Linked DNA regions of Homo sapiens: region 2 is linked to region 1. The links are chromatin loops, found by intact Hi-C in ENCODE. Cell type or tissue: PC-9. All regions are shown on one strand. Links, peaks and the distances in the headings refer to the core of each region. The heading gives the core; the rest is flanking DNA. Region 1 has its middle 22 kb from the start of LINC00644. Region 2 overlaps GPHB5 (glycoprotein hormone subunit beta 5).

Region 1 (10,821 bases), core at 825-8,824:
AAAGGGAAATTGAAACATGTTAAGGACTGTTGACAGAGTCTGAGTTGACAATGATACCTGAATACGCAAACAGTCTACATCCAATGATTGATCAACTGAGGCCTATAAAATTCCTACACCCCAACTCCGGAGAACCCTGAAAGGCCACCCCAGGCCAAGAGCTTCCCATGAGATTGGCTGAGAGCTTTTTGAGGACCGTGTTGCATCTCATCCTCTCTGCCCAATCCTACTTCCTTCCCTTCCTTTCATGGGGGTTGACAGCAAAGACATTTCATATAAAATATTCTGCAAGCTAATCTCATTTTCAGAGTCCACTTCCCAGGTTAACCAATCTGCAACATTGAGCAAGTCAGGGAAACTGGTGGAAATGAGAGGTCCTTTGTGCTGGATATCTTCCATATCTATTCTCCACTCTTCTTCCTGCTCTGTTCCCTTCTCTATGGACTCCATCATCCAAGCCCTTTGCCCACTGGCTTCTCAAGGGAGACCAACAGGAGACTGAAGGGTGAGAGAATAAAGCGATCAAAATACATATGGCCCAGGCTCCCTTACTGTCTTCTCACAGGTTGGGCCATGACTGCAATGCTCCACTGAAAACCTTGACTTTAAAAAGTGACCCTCTCCCAGGTTCAGAGGTATAGCTCTCTGCAGTTTCCCTGAATTGTCCCCCACTTCCTCACTCTTGTTTTGCTCTTTTGGATTTAAGAGTAGGAATGAACCTTGTCTATTGTGAACCCTGGAGAGTTTCATTGGCCTTTTTTGGTTTCCCTTAACTCTGCCCACAGTTTTGTAGAAGACTCCTTATTAAGTGTTCTTTAATTACCCTACCCAAGTACGCCATCTGTTTTCTGCTGTGTCCCTGATAAACACAGACCAGTAGAAGTTTACTTGTATGGAGATGCAAGCAGCCTTCTGAGAAATAAATCTTTCTAAGGAATGAGAGAGAGGGCACACAGCCTTAGCTGGAGGCATAAGGCTAACAGATAAGATTGTGGGCTTAGAAATCAGAAGTTCTGGGTTCAAATGTACAGCTGGTGAGTGACTTCACCTCTATTAAGTCTTACTTTACTCATCTATGTACTCGAGAAAACAGTGATACCTACCTGTGTCAGGATGCTTTCAGCTTCACGGAACAGAAAAACTGAACCAAATCGGCCAAAATGATCACATTTATCGCCGACAGCAGGAAATTAAGAGATTGTGAGAACTCTAGGTTGTAGCTGCATCACGGCTCCGGCACCATTTCGCTGCACTTCTCTTGTTTTACTTTCCTTTGTACAGTTTATCTTCAAACTAGCTTCCCTTACTGTTGGAAGAAGGCCATGAACAGCAATAACAGCAACGTGCTTCCTTTGTCTCCTCTGGTGTAGTGAATGTCTTTCACCCAAATCACGGAGTAAAAGCATTATCCTTCATTCTAATTGGTTCAACTTACTTTGCTTGTCCACGCCTGTACCAGTGAAAATTGCCCTGATTGGCTAAGGCCTGGGCACTGAGCCAATCGTTGGCAAGGAAGATGATATTACCATGATTAATTTAACTGATTAGGATCTAACCCTGGAGGTAAATGTAGGGTTCCCATCCTGAGTCTCACATGCTTCCTCGGGGGAAAGATAGATACGTTTCAGGTGAAGGGCTCAGGTGAATACCAGCCAGCATTACCAGGTGCTGAGTGGATCCTACAGGCAGAAGAGTCATCTAATGCACCTGTCCGTGTTCTCCAACATTCTGTAGACAGCAGGCTTGGAATGGTGTAGCTGTACGCAGAGGAGGGCTGTGCTCCAGGCAAAGGACACCATCTCCTGTCACTCTCCATTTTTGTGATTGAGTTTGGTCACCAACTTGTCTAAGTTGAGCCTCATAATTGTGATTTGTGCACTTTTCTATACATTTGCTTAGAAAGCATACATTCTTTATAAAAAATGTCCAACTTCACATTTTCTGTCAAATTACCACCCACCTTTCATTTCCTGTTCTAAGACAGGTTTATCAAAGAGAAATGTAGCACCCCATTTCTCCATCTTCCTCTCCTTCCTTAACGCACACTCAACAGGCTGCTCGCCCCACGGTTCCCCCATAATTGCTGAAGCTATGACCACCAACTGTTAAGCCAGTGGACCCATGTCAGTCTTCATTTTATTTGACCTCACAGCAGCCCTCCACACAGTTGACCTCTCTCTCGTTAGGTTTCTGTGACTCTATACTTCCTCAGCTTTCCTCCTACACCTCTCATCATTGCTTGGGATTCTTTGATTATGCATCCTCCTCTACACAGCTTCTAAATGTTGGAGATATATGCTAGTAGTTCTCAAACTTTAGCATGAATCAGAATCATCTGGGGAACTTGTTAACACTCAGATTGCTGGGCTGTGCTCCCACTTCTGATTCCAGTGAATCAGAAACGTGCATTTCTAATAAGTTCCCAGGTGACACTGCTGCTCTAGGGATCACACTTTAAGGACAACTTTCCCACCTGACTTTCTTCCAGACCCCAAATCTATATATTTGACAATACTACTTGGATATTTCTCAGGCTTTTCCATGCTACTTGTCCAAAACTGACATCATGAAATTGTACCCATATCTGCTTCTCTTCCAGTTGCCCATGGTCTTAATAAACTCAATTACTTACTGAGGCCACAGACTTGGGTGCCATCCTTGATTATTCCCTCTCCTTCACTCTTCATATAACTAGTTACTACCTCATGGCTCCTCTACCTCCTACTTATGTCTCAAATCCATCCCTTTTATCTCCACCAGCACTAAAACCTTATGCCTGGAAGGTGGCATAGCTTCCCAACTAGTCTCCCAGCATCTGTACACTGAACTGTTCTCCACATATCTGCCAGAGTGAGCTTATCTAACTCAAATTGGATCCCATCACGTTCTTATTTTAAACCTCTGCATAGTTTCCCAAATGCTCTTAGATAAATGCAAAGTCCACAGTACAGCCTATAGGCTGTGGGAGATTATCTCTAGCCTCATCTCATGCCTCTCTCCATTAGGCACTGACTGTCCTGGGCCCACCCTGTTTCTCACATGTACTCAATTCCTCCCTCCTGGGGCCCTGTGTGCATGGCTTTCCTTCCTGCCCGACTCTCTTGCCCTTCTGCCGTCACCTCATTAACTTCTGGTCATTCTTGGCTTCCCAACCTGCGTTGTTTTAAATTCTGTAGGTATTTAAATTCCACAAGGATTTAAAACACCTGTACTTGTTCTTCATGATTCTTGTCAAAAATATTTTTGGTAATTAAATGGCATTTCATTTGGTTCTGAACTATGAAAAAGCAGCAGCCCTGTCTGTCTTGCTTGTAGTATACCCCAACTATAGTTAGCACTCAATAAATAATTTTGAAAAAAGAATGAATGAATGTGTTTGAGAGCACAAAGGAAAAACCTACTGTCTCTGGACTTAGAGGTGCTCTGCAGAAGATGAGACATGTGAGTTGAATTGAGTCTTAAAAGATGCACAGTAGTTTGCCAGGTGAACAAAGTCTCTGTAGAATTTTCTCATAGTGATCAGCCCAAAAGAGTGACAAGATTCCTACCTATGTCTCTCAAAAGTGTTTCTTCAGTGCTATAAGGAGGCTTTGGGCTGCCTGAAGGGTGGCCACTCATCCAGAAGCTTTTGTGTTCAGATTCAAATCCTGTTCCGTTTATGCAGGAGAGAGACTGGGTACAGGAAGAGAGGTGAGTGAGAGGTTTGCAGGACACACCACCAGACCTGTCCTCAGAACAGTGAATATTCCCATGCCCACAAATCAGAAAGAACCCAGGGATAGAAAATCCACTGGAGAGTCATGGGATGAGGAGGGAAAGTGAGGGTATCCCCCTGCCAGGTTGACCTGAGAAATTGAGAGTAAGTGTGCAAGGGTAAGGGACAAGACAAGAACTTCATCTATGGGGGTTTATTTTCATCTTTTCAAGCTTCAAGATCTGCAACATCCTGCACCCTTGTAAATAGTTACCACTTTCCTAAGATTAATGTCACAAAGGGCGAACGCCAGGGTAGGACTCGTTGATTCTTGGCCTTGAATAAATAATGCCTTTTAGACGAAAGTTATGTGACTACTGTATCCCCATTGTTGTCTCTCTTCTAAGTTTTAGTAGATCCACAGGTAATTGGGAAAACGATTGTTATGCATCTGTTCCACGGCAGAGCAGGCTTTTAAACTAATGAAACATCGCCATCTAGAGTAGAATGGCTTGTGCTGCAGCAAGTCACCCAGAAAGAGAACCTGACCACAGAATCCTAGAATCACACAATTGCACGTTGGAAAGTGGTTCTCTGGAGTAATGTGGAAAACTTTACCATTTTGGGTCCCTTTTGAGCTGGCAATGCCCCCTTTCAGGAATGTATTCAATGAAATTTATTCCCAAACTGGAATCAACAAACCACTAGAAAGCATGAGACATTACAGACCTGTAAATTCTAAAGTTTGTGAAATGATGGATGTATTCAAAATTAATTAATGGATGCACAAACAGATTTATACATTTCTTATCAGAGAGATATTTGTAACGGCAAAAATCTGAACTAATAATCATGTTCAACAATGGAGAACTTGTTGAATGGATTGTGTAACATTTTATAATCACCAAAAATAGTATTGTAGAAGAATATTTAATGACTTAGAAAGTTGTCACCACAAATATATAAAGTGATTGTGTGTGTGTGCATGTGTGAGTGTGTGTGTGTAAAAGCCAGGTTTTACAAAAAAAAAAAAAAAAAAAAAGGCCAGTATGTCCACTATCATTTTGCTTTAGGAAGGGAAAGAGAAAAAGAAGAGAAAGAGGAGGGGAAATATATATATCAAAATACAGATAGTGATTGAGTGGTGGATTAAAAGTCATTTCTAGGCCGGGCGCGGTGGCTCACGCCTGTACTTCTGCCACTTTGGGAGGCTGAGGCGGGCTGATCACCTGAGGTTGGGAGTTCAAGACCAGCCTGACCAACATGGAGAAACCCTATCTCTACTAAAAATACAAAATTAGCCGGGTGTGGTGGTGCATGCCTGTAATCCCAGCTACTCGGGAGGCTGAGGCAGGAGAATCACTTGAACCCAGGAGGCGGAGGTTGCAGTGAGCTGAGATCGCGCCCTTGTACTCCAGCCTGGGCAACAAGAGCGAAACTCCATCTCAAAAAAAAAAAAAGTCATTTCTATATTCTTCTTTTTTCTACCCTATATTTTTTAGGTTTTCCACCATAAACATCATGTTATTATTGAATTGTGTTTTTCTAACAGAAATAAACACAGTAATATAACAAAGAGTTTATAAAGACAAACCACTCCACTGCAGCTCTAAGCACTCACCTGCACCCAAAATAATACCACAGTGGGGAGAATTCAATCTCAGTCATCAGTGGGGGCACACACACATGTGCACACATGCACACACACACGCACACACATGCACACATACACATACATACACACACATACTCACACAGCTGTGGCAAAGCAGTCCCAGGACCTTAGGTAGTGGCAACAGGCAGGGAGGCCTCCTCTGGTTTAGGAAAGAAGAGCCCTGTTTCAGCTTGGTTTACCCTCTTCAGATCTAGCTGTTTCAGGGAATGGAAATATTTTATATAGCCAAAGCTCCCAAAAGCTGCTGTCCTGCCTCCCACAACCGTCTAAGCACTGTATACCTGCCTGCTCTTTTCTGGGCTGCATAGACCTCTACTCCCCTTCCAAGTCCAAAGGAAATCTTTCCTCCCCAATTTTTTGAAAACTTGTCCACCATTGTATTCCACTGAATACCTGGAATGGAGATTTTCATTCTCTCTTATATTCACGTCAGACATATTGATCAGTCAGCATACAAATGAAAGTTTAGTGCTCGGCAATTCCTGGGACATGAACTTAACGTGTAGGTAGGACAGCCGTTCTAACTGGGAGGGAACTGGTTAACGAAAGTAAGCCCTTTCCAGCACTACAGCAACATCCTCAGTGCCAGCAGGGAAAACATCAAAGAGGTCAATAAGACAACCCAGGTGGATAAAGGAATTGACTGGATCACATCAGGCCTCAAACACTAGAGGAGAGGGGGAAGAAAAAAAAATTTTGTTCCCCTTTATTTTGTTCCAAATTTTGCCCAAATTTTTGTTCCCCTTTATTCTTATCATTGGTGCTTTCTGTCCTTCTTGATGGTGTCATTTTAATGTTTAACACCACACTTAGTCACATTCCATATTCCCTTTTGTATTATAAAGGTTGCCAGTCTTCTTTTTACCGGCCATGGAATTGTTCAATTTCCCATTCTTGCAATATAGCCTGTCGGGGATCTTAACATTTGCTTTGTCTATGGATGTTGCATGTTGGGAAAGCCACTCTCAGCTCTGAGCAGTAATTTCAGCATCTAGAGTCCTGAAGGAAGCCATCAAGTATTAATTGACCATGATTAGATGTTGTATACTACTAGAGCTGAGAAGAAGATAGAAGTCACTGACGATGAGCTTCCTGAGTACAAACACTGCTAAGGGAGTGAAGGCTGCAATTATAAACTGCAACACAGATCAAGTTACCATGAAGTTACCAACTTTTTACATGGCAACAGGAGGGAGGCCTTTTTACAAATTTTTAAAATTTTAATAATTTGTAAAGACTATTTTTAAGTATCACAGCATCTACCACTGCCACAATTTCATAGTTACCAAAAATACCAGGATATTAAATTGAGACATGCTAATCAGCTGCTCCTATTCATTTATTCAACAAATACGTATTGAGTGCTTACTAAGAGCAAGGCTTGTAGCTTGGCATTGAAGAACGAAACAAACATTGTCTCTGTGATCCTGGGGTTTATAGTTTATTGGGGGAAACTTGCCTTTAGAATGCAGAACGATAAGAGTTATAATACACATGGTTTCCAAGTATGCACTTCTGCAACAACCCCTGATTTTTGTCTGGGATCCCTTCCACTGCACTTACAGTCCAAGTCCAAGGGTAGGACACAACACCCAAAGCTAAGCCAGTCAGTTCGTTTTGCTCATCTGTGTTTAGGAATCGGTTCTGGGTTGGGTTTATGACCCAAGGAAAGCCAATCAGACCTAATAAGGACACAATTCCCAACCCTCAGTTTGAGCTATCAGAGATTAGGAATCTTTCTTTTCCCACTAGACAGACAGAAAATGTGCAGTTGGAACCCCATTGCAAGAGGGCAGACAGTAGAGGCAGGAGCAGAACCAGGGAGGCTGGCAGAGAGGAAAACTGGCACCCAAGGGATGGTCCAAGCCTCCATTCATTTCATTTAAAGTAGCTATAATTCTAGAACTTCTATGTCCCTTGAGCCAATATTTTCCCTATTTGGGTTGTGTTTCTGACACTAACAACTGAAAATGTGTAGATTGATAGGTAAAGCCCAGTACAGCATAGGATTCAGCCACTAAAAAAAGTTTTCCTAAAGAAATGTCCTATCAACTTAGAACACATATTAAAAGAGTTCACCAGAGAACCCTGGCTATTGCCACACATTGTGCACTGCCTGCAATGGTTTTATCCGTATTGCTCTTAGGACGTGATTATTATGCACTTTCCTGACTTTCAGATGGAAAAGAAAATGTTGCCAATCCCCTGAACAACCCAGTCATTCTTAATGAGAGGGACAATATGAAGAAGGCTGTGTGGTAAAGAAGGAAAACAAAAAAGACACAAAATAAATCGAAGCCAGTCACACTTAAAAGTTGGGTACACCAGACTCCCACTGTAGATTCAGAATAAATAGCAGACAGGAAGAACAGACAGACAGACACACTCCTGCCACACATATGCACATATCAACATACTGCAATGATGCTTTAATAATGCCAACTAATTATGCCATCTTTCATAGAGAGAGACAGTAATTGTGTTTCTCGAGTGTGGTGACGTAAGCATTTTCAGATTCTACAATGTAACCATTTTGAAGAATAAGTTGAGAGTATCTATCCAGAGTCTTATAAATGTATTTGACTTTAAAATTCCACTTTTATAAACCTATCATGAGAAAACTGAAAAGGCTTTATGTATGATATTGATAAAAGTACTATCTGTAATACCAAAAAATTAAAATCATTTAAATTTCCAACAAAAATATAACATTATTTTCCCTCTAATTGAATAAATATTTACACCAAAGGATGTTTTTCAAAAGCCAGTAATGACAGGAGAATTTTTGTTGTAATGTTAAGTGAAAAGAACTGGATACAAATTTGCATGTATGCCATCATCTTGACCCTGGGAAAACAAACTATGTTCATTTTAATTTATAGGAACAAATGAGAAATTGATTACATGCATTTCCCAGTGAGATTAATCTTAACTGTTCTGGTATGATCAAAGTAGTCAGCTCAATTTTCCCCGAGTCCTTATCTGGATATTCAATGTGGTCAGCTGTCATGGGTGGTTTTGTTACGTCAGGAGACTTGATAGCCAAGACTGATAAACTAAACAGACAGTTATACCAGATTTGGGCTGGGCTGCCCACCACTGAGCTGAGCAGTTGTTAATATTGACACAATTTCTGTTAACAATGTGATCACATGCACTGCTGTACTTAAAGTGTAGTTTATATGTCACATCCTCATTTTTTCCCTTTTTTGTTAGTGTGCATTATAGATATGTGTTACCCAAAACTACATCAATTATACATACAAGCAAAAGTTACAATAACCTTATTTTAAAATACATTTTCTTTCTTCTGGGATATGAAAAATGGATTCACTTGGTAAATAGCCCTGATATCTGATTCATACATAAAAAAATGACTATTTTCTGTCAAGAAAACTGTTCCAGAATGTAAAACTAAACAAACAGACAGGCAATCCAGTTCCCTCATGTACAACGAGCCATTAGTAAAAGATGTATTCCCTTAAGTGACCTCAGAGGATGTTCTGCTACACCCAGGAAAGTGGGAAGGGGATAATCAAGTGGAGAGTACAATTCACAAAGATAATCATTTTCATCTGATGGAGGAAAAATAACATAGGCGTCTACTATAAAAGCTTATTTTAAAAGACAAATCACAGGAAAAATAATGGAAAAGCCTAAAAATCTCTTATAAATGCCTGCCTGAATTCAGTGACCAAAAGCTCGAATTTAAAGACCCTCAGGGAATTTCTGTGGACATCTGCACTGATGATGAGAGGAATAATCTCCAGTGCTCACCTATTCCTCATCGGCTGTGTTGTTTGTGTGTGTGTGTGTGTGTGTGTGTGTGTGTGTGTGTTTCTCACGCACAAATCAGAGCTAGTTACCACAAAACCGAGAGAGTGTAGAATCAGTCATTAAGTTGGTCCCAGAAACCATGGTGGCTGGGGTCTCAAATGTGACAAGATTTACAAGATCTAAGATCTGGCATTTTACTCAGCAAAATACAGCACCCTTGGGGATGTTTAGAATCTTTCCATTTATCTACAAGGCATTTCTACTTCAGTGTCTCTCCACCCACATGTACCCCACGGAAGAAGCTTAATAATAGTTCACGATATGTATGTATATATTAGAAAATGCCTGGCAAATATTAAGTTCTACATAAATGTTACTTAATCATCTGCATTATATATATATATTCAATTTAATCCTTATAATTCTATGAAGCAAGTACTATCATTCTCATTTTATACATAAGGAAACTGAGGCTCAGGGTGACTAAATAAGTTTTCCATTTTATGATTAGTAAATAGAAGAGCAGAGATTTCAACCAGGGGTCCTTGAGACTATACTGATGAATGTATCAATGAGCAATGAAGAAACAATAGGCTCTAACACCTAACACCAATCTTTGTGTGCCTCGGCTACTGCTCTAAATGACTAGTTTCTTTTGCTTTTTTCTTTTTTTTTTTAACTGTATTGGTTTTTGTTCATTTTTTAATTGTTGTATTGAGTTTTTAATTTTTATTTTTATTTCAATAGTTTTGGGTGTACAGGTGGTTTTTTGTTACATGGATATGTTCTTTAGTGGTGATTTCTGAGATTTTGGTGCACCCATCACCCGAGCAGTGTACACTGTCCCCAGTATGTAGTCTTTTATCCCTTGCCCCTCCACCCGCTTCCCTGCCACCTAGTCCCCAAAGCCCATTAGATTATTCTTATGCCTCTGCATCCTCATAGCTTAGCTCCCACTTATAAGTGAGAATATATAATTCAAACGACTAGTTTCTCTATCACTTATTATTTTCAAGCCCTTGTCTGGGGCTCTGAATTCTACCACCTACTCTCCCTGACTACGGAGCAACTCCTGTGCCTACACTTATGACATATGCAAAGCTCCTTCTGTGCTGACATCCCAGACTCTGTCCCCATCTTCCCAGCCCAGGCTTCCTGGGACATGTTCATCTCTTTGGTAACATACTGATCATTGGCTCCACACCTCTTTGTTTCATGTTTCTCTCTCTTCGGCTACCATTTATTGTACACAATGTTATTCCCTTAATATAATTGATTGAGTAACTCTTCCTCTGTGAAGCCACCTTTATTATATGTGTGTGTGTACATATATATGTGTTTGTTTATTTACTGTTATTAGATCCCGTTACTCTCAGCTCCTGTGGCATCCTATTTTTAATTACTATGGCTTTATAATAATGTTCGGTGATTGGTTCAGCAAATATTTTCTCCTTGCTCTCTCTCTTCACAATTTTATTATCCGGCTGATCATGGTGCCTCATGCCTGTAATCCCAGCACTTTGGGAGGCCGGGTTGGGTGGATGACGAGGTCAAGAGATCAAGGCCATCCTGGCCAACATGGTGAAACCCCGTCTCTACTAAAAATACAAAAAATACTGGGCATGGTGGTGCACGCCTGTAGTCCCAGCTACTCAGGAGGCCGAGGCAGGAGAAT
Region 2 (10,821 bases), core at 1,666-9,665, 1.1 Mb before region 1:
GACCATCCTGGCTAACATGGTGAAACCCTGTCTCTACTAAAAATACAAAAAATGAGCCAGGCGTGGTGGTGGGTGCCTGTAGTCCCGGGAGGCTGAGGCAGGAGAATGGCGTGAACCCGGGAGGCGGAGATTGCAATGAGCTGAGATTGCGCCACTGAACTCCAGCCTGGGAGACAGCAAGACTCCGTCTCAAAAAAAAAAAAAATGGATTGCATTTTTTGAACATTTACTTTGTTCTAGACATTGTGCATTGCGTATATCATCTTACCTTATCTCTCAAACAATGGTGGGAGGTAGCTATTTTGTTTTACAGAGGAGGAAACTTGAGTCTTCAGGAAGTTAAGTGGATTTTCCAAGGTCTCCAGCAAGTGGCAGAACAGGGACTCAAGCTCCTTAGTTCTGACTGCAGGGCTCGAGATTTTAACTCCAGCTAGGTGCTGATATTTTTTCTGATCTGTGTGTTCTGTTTATCAAAATTGTCTTTGAACTTAAGATTTATAAAAGGTGAAGGAAGGAAATGAATCTTTTTGATGATCAGAACAGTGCACAGAGTATTCGGGAACCTGTCTTGTAATGTTTTCTTTCATTGATTCAATGACAAATAGTTATTGAAACTCTCCCGGGGTCTGTTTTGGGTACTTGAGGCACAGTGGGCAAAAATCTCTGTCCTAAAAGAGCTTACTTTCTAGAGTGGGAGGAATATCACACGAATGAAAGGTAGACTACGTCGTGTGGTATTGATCAGTGCTGTGGTGGAAAATAAAGCAAGATGGGGGATGGGAAGTTTCTGGGCATGGAGATGGAATGTTGCAATTTTAAATAGGATGGTCAGGAAATGCTTCCCTGAGAGGGTGACATTCTAACAAAAACCCAAGGTTGGTGAAAGAGTGAATCATACGGGAGAAGAATGTTCCAGGCAGAAGGAACGGTAAGTGCAAAGGCCCTGAGCTGGGGCTGTTCCTGGTGGGTCAGAGGAGCAATAAGGAGACCGCCGTGAGCCTAGTGAGGAAGTCAGTGAGGTGGGAATGGTTGCAGGCATTTCAGAAGGTAGAGTTGCAGAGAAGGTGATGTAGGTCTTGAAGGTGATCATAAGGTCTTTGATGTTTGTTCTGAGTGAGATGGGAAATCACTGGGGCTTTGGGCAGAGGAGTGACATGATCTGACTTAGGTTTAAACAGGATCACTCAGGGCCGCTGTGTTGCAAATAGATTGTAGGGAGTAAAAATGGAAGAGGGGAGACCAGTTAGAAGGTATTTGCAATGACTAAGATGATTCATTTGCTGACTATGCATGGAGCACTTGCTGTGTGCTATGGTCTCTCCTGGGAGCTTAGAATATGGTCTTGAGTGAAATCAGCTTCTTGCTTTCAGGAGTTTGTTTTCTACTGGGAGACGACAGAGCAACAAGTAAATCAACGAATAACAAGTTAATTTCTGATAGTGATAAATGATACTAAAAAACTGAAACAAGATCATATGTTCTAATGAATTCTCTGTTTTCTATCTATGGGGACAGAAACCCATTCTGGAACCCCCCTATATTGAAGCCCATCATCGAGTCTGTACCTACAACGAGACCAAACAGGTGACTGTCAAGCTGCCCAACTGTGCCCCGGGAGTCGACCCCTTCTACACCTATCCCGTGGCCATCCGCTGTGACTGCGGAGCCTGCTCCACTGCCACCACGGAGTGTGAGACCATCTGAGGCCGCTAGCTGCTCTCTGCAGACCCACCTGTGTGAGCAGCACATGCAGTTATACTTCCTGGATGCAAGACTGTTTAATTTCGACCACACCCATGGAGGAGGTTACCTGTCGCCCCTTAGGTCCAGCTCAGGCAAAAGGCCCAAATGCAGCCTACTTATGCTAAAAGTTCAAAACAATATTCGTGCCTTCACCAAAATAATTTCTCCAGCTCACATACCTGCAAATTAATTTTTCTTTGCCTTGAGTCTTGGAACATAATTTGTGTATCACAATCCTCCCCCAATTTGGACTTATAATATGCTAATGATTTAAACACATGGGATGTAATTAGGATATGGGGCTGGAAAGTCTTTAAATTCTCATGTTCTATTTAACCTCTGATCTCCAACCGGATTTATGATTAAAGGGCTAGAAATGAACAAAACCCATGTACTAGTCTTCCTTACCCCAGAGGAATTCCAGCTGCAAGCTTCTTTAGGGAAAATGCTCCCTTCCCCTTTTAACTGAGCAATTATCTACACAAGAAATAAGACTGCTCAGATATACAAAGAGAGTAGCTTCAATGAAAAGATGTTTGGATTTGGATAATTCTTTTCCCTAGCAAAATTCGCTAGCTCCCTTAAGAGTCTTAATAAAGAGGCTACGTTGGGATTAAAAGAAAAAAAAACAGAAATAAAATATGTAACTAATAGCTATCTCATTTAGCCTTAAAAACTTATTAAACTAAACTCATGTTTTAGAGTATGATGTTCTCCCAAAGCTATGGCAAAATGGCCAATCACAAGTATTCTTCCCCATTTATCATATTTTCAATTTAAGTTGTAACTTACTAAACTCAGAAATTTTATATGCGTTTAGGGGTAAAACTGCATGGCTGGCTCAGAGGAAAAAGCCTGTGATTTTCTAGCTCCTGCCTCTCTAAAATCTTACAGTAGCTAATTCTGTGGCTGGAAAAAACCTCCAAAACTCTAATGTTATGCAAATGTCTTTAATTCTGGCATTTTTGGGGTTGAATTTAACCTTGTTCCTTTTTCATAATGTGCCAAGAAAACCTATATTAATGCCAATAAAGCATGTCCTCTGTCTTTTGGATTCATGACAACATTCAAGAAAGTCTTTTTAATTCTTAGTATACTTGGAGTAACAGTGAGAAGCACACCTCAAATACACTACAAGGTTATTTTTACTTAAGCATTTATGTGGCATGTCATGTTTAGTAAGGGACACAGACAGATGACTCTGGGTAGCATGAGTCCCAACGGTGGCACAAACTGCCCAGACATACCCCTGGGAGCCAGGAGTCCTTCTTGAATAAGAACTCAAGGAGTCCCCCTAAAACACAGTAAAGCAAATGTTGAGATTGACAGTCAAGTACTGGGTTGCGGGGTGAACATCTGGGAACAAAGGGCAGGAGCAAAATCCACCCAACCTTTAGCAGATGTGTTGGTAGGAATGGAAGTCACTCTAGCATAAGAAGAAGGCAAGTACTTGGGGTCTCTGCTGGAACAGTGGGTGATGATTAGGGATGAATCCTGAGTGGTGCCACTCAAGTGTTTTCAACCCACCCCTAAAGACTCTCCTCAGAATTTTCTGAGGCACAAAGGGCTTGCCAGGATTTGAGAAAAGATGACCGTAGCATGAATAAAGGTCCTGGCAGGAAACCGGTGATCTATTGTAGTGGGATACAGAAGAGACGATTTACAAATGTGTGGGCAGAATTAAGGAAACCAACAAGTGGGGTTGAAACAGATCTGGTTCAGCGGCAATGGACAACCCTAGGCTGAAGGAACAAGAGGAGGGAGTGATTGTCAGACCCCAGAGAGAACTGTAGGAGTGAGATCCTTGACAGGAGCTGCAGCCTTTGGTAGGAGGATGCAGCCCTTCCCAAACTGAGACCTGGTAGGGAGGGAGGTGGGGGAGCAGATACCCATCCTCACTCTCCTCCCATCCCCTGGTCTTCTGTTGAATGAAATGGGAATCAAGCTGGGCGTGGTGGCTTATGCCTGTAATCCCAGCACTTTGGGAAGCCGAGGTGGAAGAATTACTTGAGGCCAGGCGTGTGAGACTAGCCTGGGCAACACGGTGAGACCCTGTCTCTTCAAAAAATAAAAAAAATTAGCTGGGTGTGGTGGTGCGCAGCTGTAGTCCCAACTACTCAGGGCGCTGAGGTGGGAGGATCCCTTGAGACTGGGAGGTCAAGGCTGCAAGTGAGCTGTGATTGTGCCACTGCACGCCAGCCTGAATGACAGAGCAAGACCCCATCTCTTAAAAAAAAAAACAAAAACACGTGGGAATCAAATGGGAAAGCAGAGAGTGAGAAAACCCATTGATTCAGTCCATAAATGTTGGCCTTCTAGGCAGCAAGTTGAAGAAAGGTAGAGAGTGGATTTAAGGGGCCAAATGAATAAACTCTGGCTTAGCTGTCTTTTGGGAAGCTCAGCTTTAATGCAGGACGTAGCATGCTGTAGCATCACAATTACAGTCATGGGTCACTTAACGAGGGTACGTTATGAGAAATGCATCATTAGGTAATTTTGTCATTGTGAGAACATCATAGTGTAATTACACAAACCTAGACAGTATAGCCTACTACATAGCTAAGCTATGTAGTATAGCTTATCGCTGCTAGGCTACGAATCTGTACAGCAGATTACTATACTGAATGCTGTAGGCAACTGTAAAACAAAAAATACAAGTATTTGTGTATCTAAACATAGAACAAGTACAGAAAAAACATAATCTTATGGGACCACCATCATATGTGCCGTCTGCCATTGACCAAAATGTGCAGTTCACGTACTGACTGCCTTGTAGTGAATTGATCTGGAATACACATGGGAAGGCATGCACTGGCTAATACAGTAACATTTGGGAGATATTGAAGACCATGGTAATTATAAGGACAGTGGGATTAGTTGGTCGTTAAGTGCAATAAAAGCCCTCAGGCATGATATGAAAGCTGATTTGAAGAGATTGTCTTCGAATGCAGCTGAAGGACAGACTGTGCTGAAAATTAGGCCTAATATCTAATTGAGAAAGCAGCTGAATTAATAAAAGGGCTGAATTTACCACTCTGGCAAGTCTCCTATACTTAAGTCCAGGTCCTAATAGGGAAAAAGTGAGACATAGAGACCTGGAATGGGAACAGTTAGGTGGATGATGGACTTGAGGTTTCCCTGCAGAGGAACCTCCTGGCCCCTCCTTGCTAGTGGAGAGCAGACTCCCCTTGCCTGGAGACCAAGCTGAGGAGGATGCTTTACATGATGATACTTGCCTTCCTCAAATACTGCCCACAATCCCGTATTATTCTAGATGGTTCATTATAGTCAAGTCTCAGGATGATCTGGCTGGGAAAGGACTTGCTCTGTGGTGGGAGGAACAAGTGTCTCCCCTGAAGGAGCTTCAGGATTTGACAGTTTCCAGGAGGAATTGGTGGAGTGTGCTTAGCAATGGATCTCGGGGGGTTCAGACAGGGATATGGGGGGTGGGGTGCCAGAATATAAGACTGGATAAGAAGATTTCATCCATATGCAGGCATTATCAGAATGTAATGTAATCAAAAGGACACCTGGATCTGGTCCCAGTGTGCTGTTGGGAAGTGTCCTTCAAGAGTGAGGAAAATGGTGGCTTGCATTAATGAAAAGAAGATACCAGAACTGTCCTGGCAGAGTACTGAGGAACAAAAGGCACAGAGAGGTGGGCCTGCCAGAATGGATTTATTACATAAGACCAGAGAACTCGCCAGTTGGCTGTGTTCATCTGGAGGGTTTAGTGGCCATTTCTTTTACAAACCAACAAAGAATGACTAGTGAGGGGTGCGTCTCAGAAAAGCTTGATCGTCACTGTCCTTTCTAGGCTGAGGTTGATGCCAGGGGAAGCTGCTGTGGCACTGGGCTTCTGGTGTCAGCGTAGGAGACAGGGATCTAGGACAACAGGGACCAGGTGGCGACATGCAGCTGTGAGAGACAAGGTGGGCAAAATTGTTCTAACAGGTAGCAAAGCTGCAATGGCCACCAGAGGGCTCTGATCTGCGGGATCTGTGTGCTAATAGTCCATGGTATTCAAACAATTTCCTCAATAGATCTATGTTATAATCAGAGAATTTATTAGTGAAAAAGAGGAAAGCCTCTATCAGGATTTATACTGTGCTAAACTGGAATCTTTTTCGTCTCCCTTTTTCTTTCTCCCTTCCTTCTTTCCACAAATATTTATTAACTTAAATTTTGTGCAAGGTACTGTGTTTGGAAAATAAAAAAATATGTATTGTTACTATTTATGAATCTCTTACTATAAGCAGAATCCTTTATATTAATACTTCTTAGTTATTGTATTAACTATGCTAGTAAGCATTGTCATTGTCATTTTACCATTAGCATTTTACAGATGATGAAATAGAAGCTCAGAGAGGTCAAATAACTTGCCCAAGTTCACAGAGCTAATAAGTAGCACATGCTAGGTTTCTTTGAATCAGAACCAAACGTTTTCCACTAGAGCACAGTGCCTTTTTGGAATGCTTCTTACAAGTTATTCCTGCTTGGAGAAGTCTTTAAGTTTATCGTCAGACTATCTCTTACCATTGATTAGCATTTCTGCCATCTTTCCTGGAGGTGGCTCCGTGCAAGGTTGGGCTGTTTTATGGAGAGTGGAAGTTTTCTCTGGTTTGCTGTATAACCTCTAGGAAGATAATGTTTTGCTGTAGCTTAAATGAAAGCTTACCATGGAGGAGACTGAGGGAGAAAAAGCAGAGCCTTGAAGGGAAATTCAAAGAGACTGTTGCGGAACTGAGGGATGTATGTTCTAAACTTGTTTCCTAGGCATGTGAGGAGTGGTGCAGGGGAATTGACTCTGGTGCATAAACTAACTCTCAGCAACTCCTTACTCTTGGAAATGTGTTTATTTTTTATTTTTAACATACGTTGTTGGGGTACAGGTGGTATTTGGTTACATGAGTAAGTTCTTTAGTGGTGATTTGTGAGATTTTGGTGCACCTATCACCTGAGCAGTATACACTGCACCCTATTGGTAGTCTTCTATCCCTCACTCCCCTCCCACTCTTCCCCCAAAGACCCCAAAGTCTATTGCATCATTCTTTTGCTTTTGCATCCTCATAGCTTAGCTCCCACATTTCAGTGAGAACATACAATGTTTGGTTTTCCATTCGTGAGTTACTTCACTTAGAATAATAGTCTCCAATCTCATCTAGGTCACTGCAAATGCTGTTAATTCATTTCTTTTTATGGCTGTGTAATATTCCATTGTATATATATATATGTATATATACATATATACATATACATATATATATACATATGTGGTATATATATATATATGTATATGTATATATATATATATCACAGCTTCTTTATCCACTGTTTGGTTGATGAGCATTTGGGTTAGTTCCACGATTTTGCAATTGTGAATTGGGCCACCATAAAAATGCGTGTGCAAGTATCTTTTTTGAATAATGACTTCTTTTCCTCTGGGTAAATACCCAGCAGTAGGATTGCTGGATCCAATGGTAGTTGTACTTTTAGATCTTTAAATAATCTCCACACTGTTTTCCATAGAGGCTGTACTAGTTTACATTCCCACCAGCAGTGTAGAAGTGTTCCCTGTTCACTGTATCCACACCAATATCTACTGTTTTTTTGATTTTTTGATTATGGCCATTCTTGCAGGAGTGAGATGGTATCACATTGTGGTTTTGATTTGCATTTCCCTGATCATTAGTCATGTTGTGCATTTTTTCATATGTTTGTTGGCCATTTGTATATTGTATATCTTCTTTTGAGAATTGTCTATTCATGTCCTTAGTCCACTTTTTGATGGGATTGTTTGTTTTTTCTTACTAATTTGTTTGAGTTCGCTGTAGATTCTGGATTAGTCCTTTGTCAGATGTATAGATTGTGAAGATTTTCTCCTATTCTGTGGGTTGTCTGCCTAATCTGCTGACTGTTCCTTTTGCTGTGGAAAAGCACTTTAGTTTAATTAGGTCCCAGCTATTTATCTTTGTTTTTATTGCATTTGCTTTTGGGTTCTTGGTCATGAAATCCTTGCCTAAACCAATGTCTAGATGGGATTTTCCAGTGTTATCTTGTAGAATTTTTATAGTTTCAGGTCTTAGGTTTAAGTCCTTAATCCATCTTGAGTTGATTTTTGTGTGAGATGAGGATCCAGTCTCATTCTCCTACATTTGACTAGCCAATTATCCCAGCACCATTTGTTGAAAAGGGTGTCCTTTCTCCACTTTATGTTTTTGTTTGCTTTGTTGAAGGTCAGTTGGCTGTAAGTATTTGGGTTTATTTCTGGGTTCTCTATTCTGTCCTCTTGGTCTTTGTGCCTATTTTTGCACCAGTACCACGCTGTTTTGGTGACTATGGCCTTACAGTAGAGTTTGAGATCAGATAGTTGCTTCTGTCTCACAGCTCTTAAGATTTTTTTCCTCCGTCTTAACTTTGGATAACCTGATGACAATGTACCTAGGTGAGATAGTTGAGATCAGACACCTCCAGATTTGTTCTTTTTGCTTAGTCTTGCTTTGGCTATGCGGGCTCTGTTTTGGTTCCATATGAATTTTAGAATGGTTTTTTCTAATTCTGTGAAGAGTGATGGTGGTATTTTGATGGGGATTGCATTGAATTTGTAGATTGCTTTTGGCAGTATGGTCATTTTCACACTATTGAGTCTACCCATCCATGAGCATGGGATGTGTTTCCATTTTTTTGTGTCATCTATGATTTCTTTCAGCAGTGTTTTGTAGTTTTCCTTGTAGAGGTCTTTCGAATCCTTTGTTAGGTATATTCCTAAGTTTCCTTTTTTTTTTCTTTCTTTTGCAGCTATTGTAAAAGGGGTTGAGTTTTTTATTTGATTCTCCACTTGGTCGCTGTTGGTGTATAGAAGAGCTACTGACTAGTGTACATTAATCTTGTATCTGGAAACTTTGCTGAATTTTTTTTATCAGTTCTAGGAACTTTCTGGAGGAGGACTTAGGGTTTTCAAGGTAAACAATCATATCGTCAGCAAACAGTGACAGTTTGACTTCCTCTTTACCGATTTGGATGCCCTTTATTTTTTCTCTTGTCTGATTGCTCTGGCTAGGACTTCCAGTGCTGTGTTGAAGAGGAGTGGTGAGAGTGGGCGTCCTTGTCTTTTTCCAGTTCTCAGAGGGAATGCTTTCAACTTTTCCCCATTCAGTATTATGTTGGCTGTGAGTTTGTCATAGATGGCTTTTATTACATTAAGGCATGTCCCTTTTATGCTGATTTTGCTGAGAGTTTTAATCGTAAAGTGATTCTGAATTTTGCTGAATGCTTTTTCTGCATCTATTGAGATGATCATGTGATTTTTGTTTTTAATTCTGTTTATGTGGTGTATCACATTTATTGACTTGTGTATATTAAACCATCCCTCGTATGAAACCCACTTGATCATTGTGGATTACCTTTTTGATAATCTTTTTGTTGGATTCAGTTAGCAAGTATTTTGTTAAGGATCTTAGCATCTACATTCATCAAGGATATCGGTCTGTAGTTTAGTTTTTTGGTTAGGTCCTTTCTTGGTTTTGGTATTAGGGTGATGTTGGCTTCATTGAATGAATTATGGAGGGTTCCTTCTTTCTCTATCTTGTGGAATACCGTCAAAAGGATTGGTACCAATTTTTTGAATGTCTGGTAGAATTCTGCTGTGAATCCATTTGGTCCTGTACTTTTTTTGTTGGTAATTTTTAGATTACCATTTATTTCAGTCTTGCTGCTTGTTGTTGGTCTGTTCAGGGTATCTAATTCTTTGGTGATTTACCTAGGAGGGTTGTATTTTTCCAGGAATTTATCCATCTCTTCTAGGTTTTCTAGTTTATGTGAGTAAAGGTGTTCATAGTAGCCTTGAATGATCTTTTGTATTTCAGTGGTGTCAGTTGTAATATCTCCTGTTTTGTTTCTTAGTGAGGTTATTTGGATTTTTTCTCTTCCTTCTTGGTTAATCTTGCTAATGGTCTATCAATTTTATTTATCTTTTCAAAGAACCTGCTTTTTGTTTCATTTATCTTTTGTATTTATTTTTGTTTCAATTTCATTTAGTTCTGCTCTGGCCTTGGTTATTTCCTTTCTTCTGCGGGGTTTGAGTTTGGTTTGTTCTTGTTTCTCTAGTTCCTTGAGGTGTGACCTTAGAATGTCAGTTTGTGCTGTTTCAGTCTTTGTGATGAAGGCGTTTAGGGCTATGAACTTTCCTCTTAGCACTGCCTTTGCTGTATCCCAGAGGTTTTGATAGGTTGTGTCATTATTGTCGTTCAGTTTGAAGAATTTTTAAATTTCAATGTTGATTTCGTTTTTGACCCAACGCTCATTCAGGAGAAGGTTATTTAATTTCCATGTATTTTCATGGTTTTGAAGCTTCCTTTTGGAGTTGATTTCCAGTTTTATTCCACTGTGGTCTGGGAGAGTGCTTGATATAATTTCAATTTTCTTAAATTTATTGAGGCTTGTTTTATGGCCTATCATATGGTCGATCTTGGAGAAAGTTCCATGCACTGTTGAATAGAATGCGTATTCTGTGGTTATTGGATGGTAATGTTCTGTATATATCTGTGAAGTCCATTTGTTCCAAGGTATAGTTTAAATCTATTGTTTCTTTGTTAACTTTCTGTCTTGATGACCTGTCTAGTGCTGTTAGTAGAGTACTGAAGTCCCCACTATTATTGTGTTGCTGTCTATCTCATTTCTTAAGTTCATTAGTAATTGTCTTATAAATTTGGGAGCTCCAGTGTTAGGTGCATATATGTTTAGAATTGTGATATTTTCCTGTTGGACAAGGCCTTTTACCATTATATAATGTCCCTCTTTGTCTCTTTTAACTGCTGTGGCTTTAAAGTTTGTTTTTCTGATATAAGAATTGCTACTCCTGCTCACTTTTGGTGTCCATTTTCATGAAATGCCTTTTTCCTCCCCTTTACTTTAAGTTTATGTGAGTCCTTATGTGCTAGGTGAGTCTCCTGAAGGCAGTAGATGGTTGGTGAGTTCTTATCCATTCTGTGGTTCCATATCTTTTAAATGGAGCATTTAGGCCATTTACATTCGATGTTAGTATTGAAATGTGAGGTACTGTTGCATTCATCATGCTCT

Evidence for each region. Peaks named below come from ENCODE experiments on the same cell type or tissue, not always from the same donor. Only the 100,000 strongest peaks of a DNase experiment are listed, where the experiment ranks them.
Region 2: a loop joins it to region 1, with 10 times the contacts of the local background. A loop is called at or near these places in 10 of 110 quality-filtered maps.

Annotation. Positions count from the first base shown.
Region 1 is chr14:62,156,548-62,167,368 of GRCh38, reverse strand. No RefSeq gene overlaps it. Among named protein-coding and RNA genes, the nearest start is that of LINC00644, 22 kb to the right of the region's middle. In PC-9, for the core only: CTCF peaks have their summits at 3,984 and 4,190; a DNase peak (open chromatin) is centred at 4,178; H3K27me3 peaks cover 794 bases.
Region 2 is chr14:63,303,811-63,314,631 of GRCh38, reverse strand. It overlaps GPHB5 (glycoprotein hormone subunit beta 5), which reads left to right. Exons shown (of 3, transcript NM_145171.4): 3 at 1,516-1,797. The coding sequence ends at 1,704. Among named protein-coding and RNA genes, the nearest start is that of GPHB5, 9.7 kb to the left of the region's middle. In PC-9, for the core only: a CTCF peak has its summit at 5,692 (motif pointing right); no DNase peak of the experiment used is centred there; H3K27me3 peaks cover 327 bases.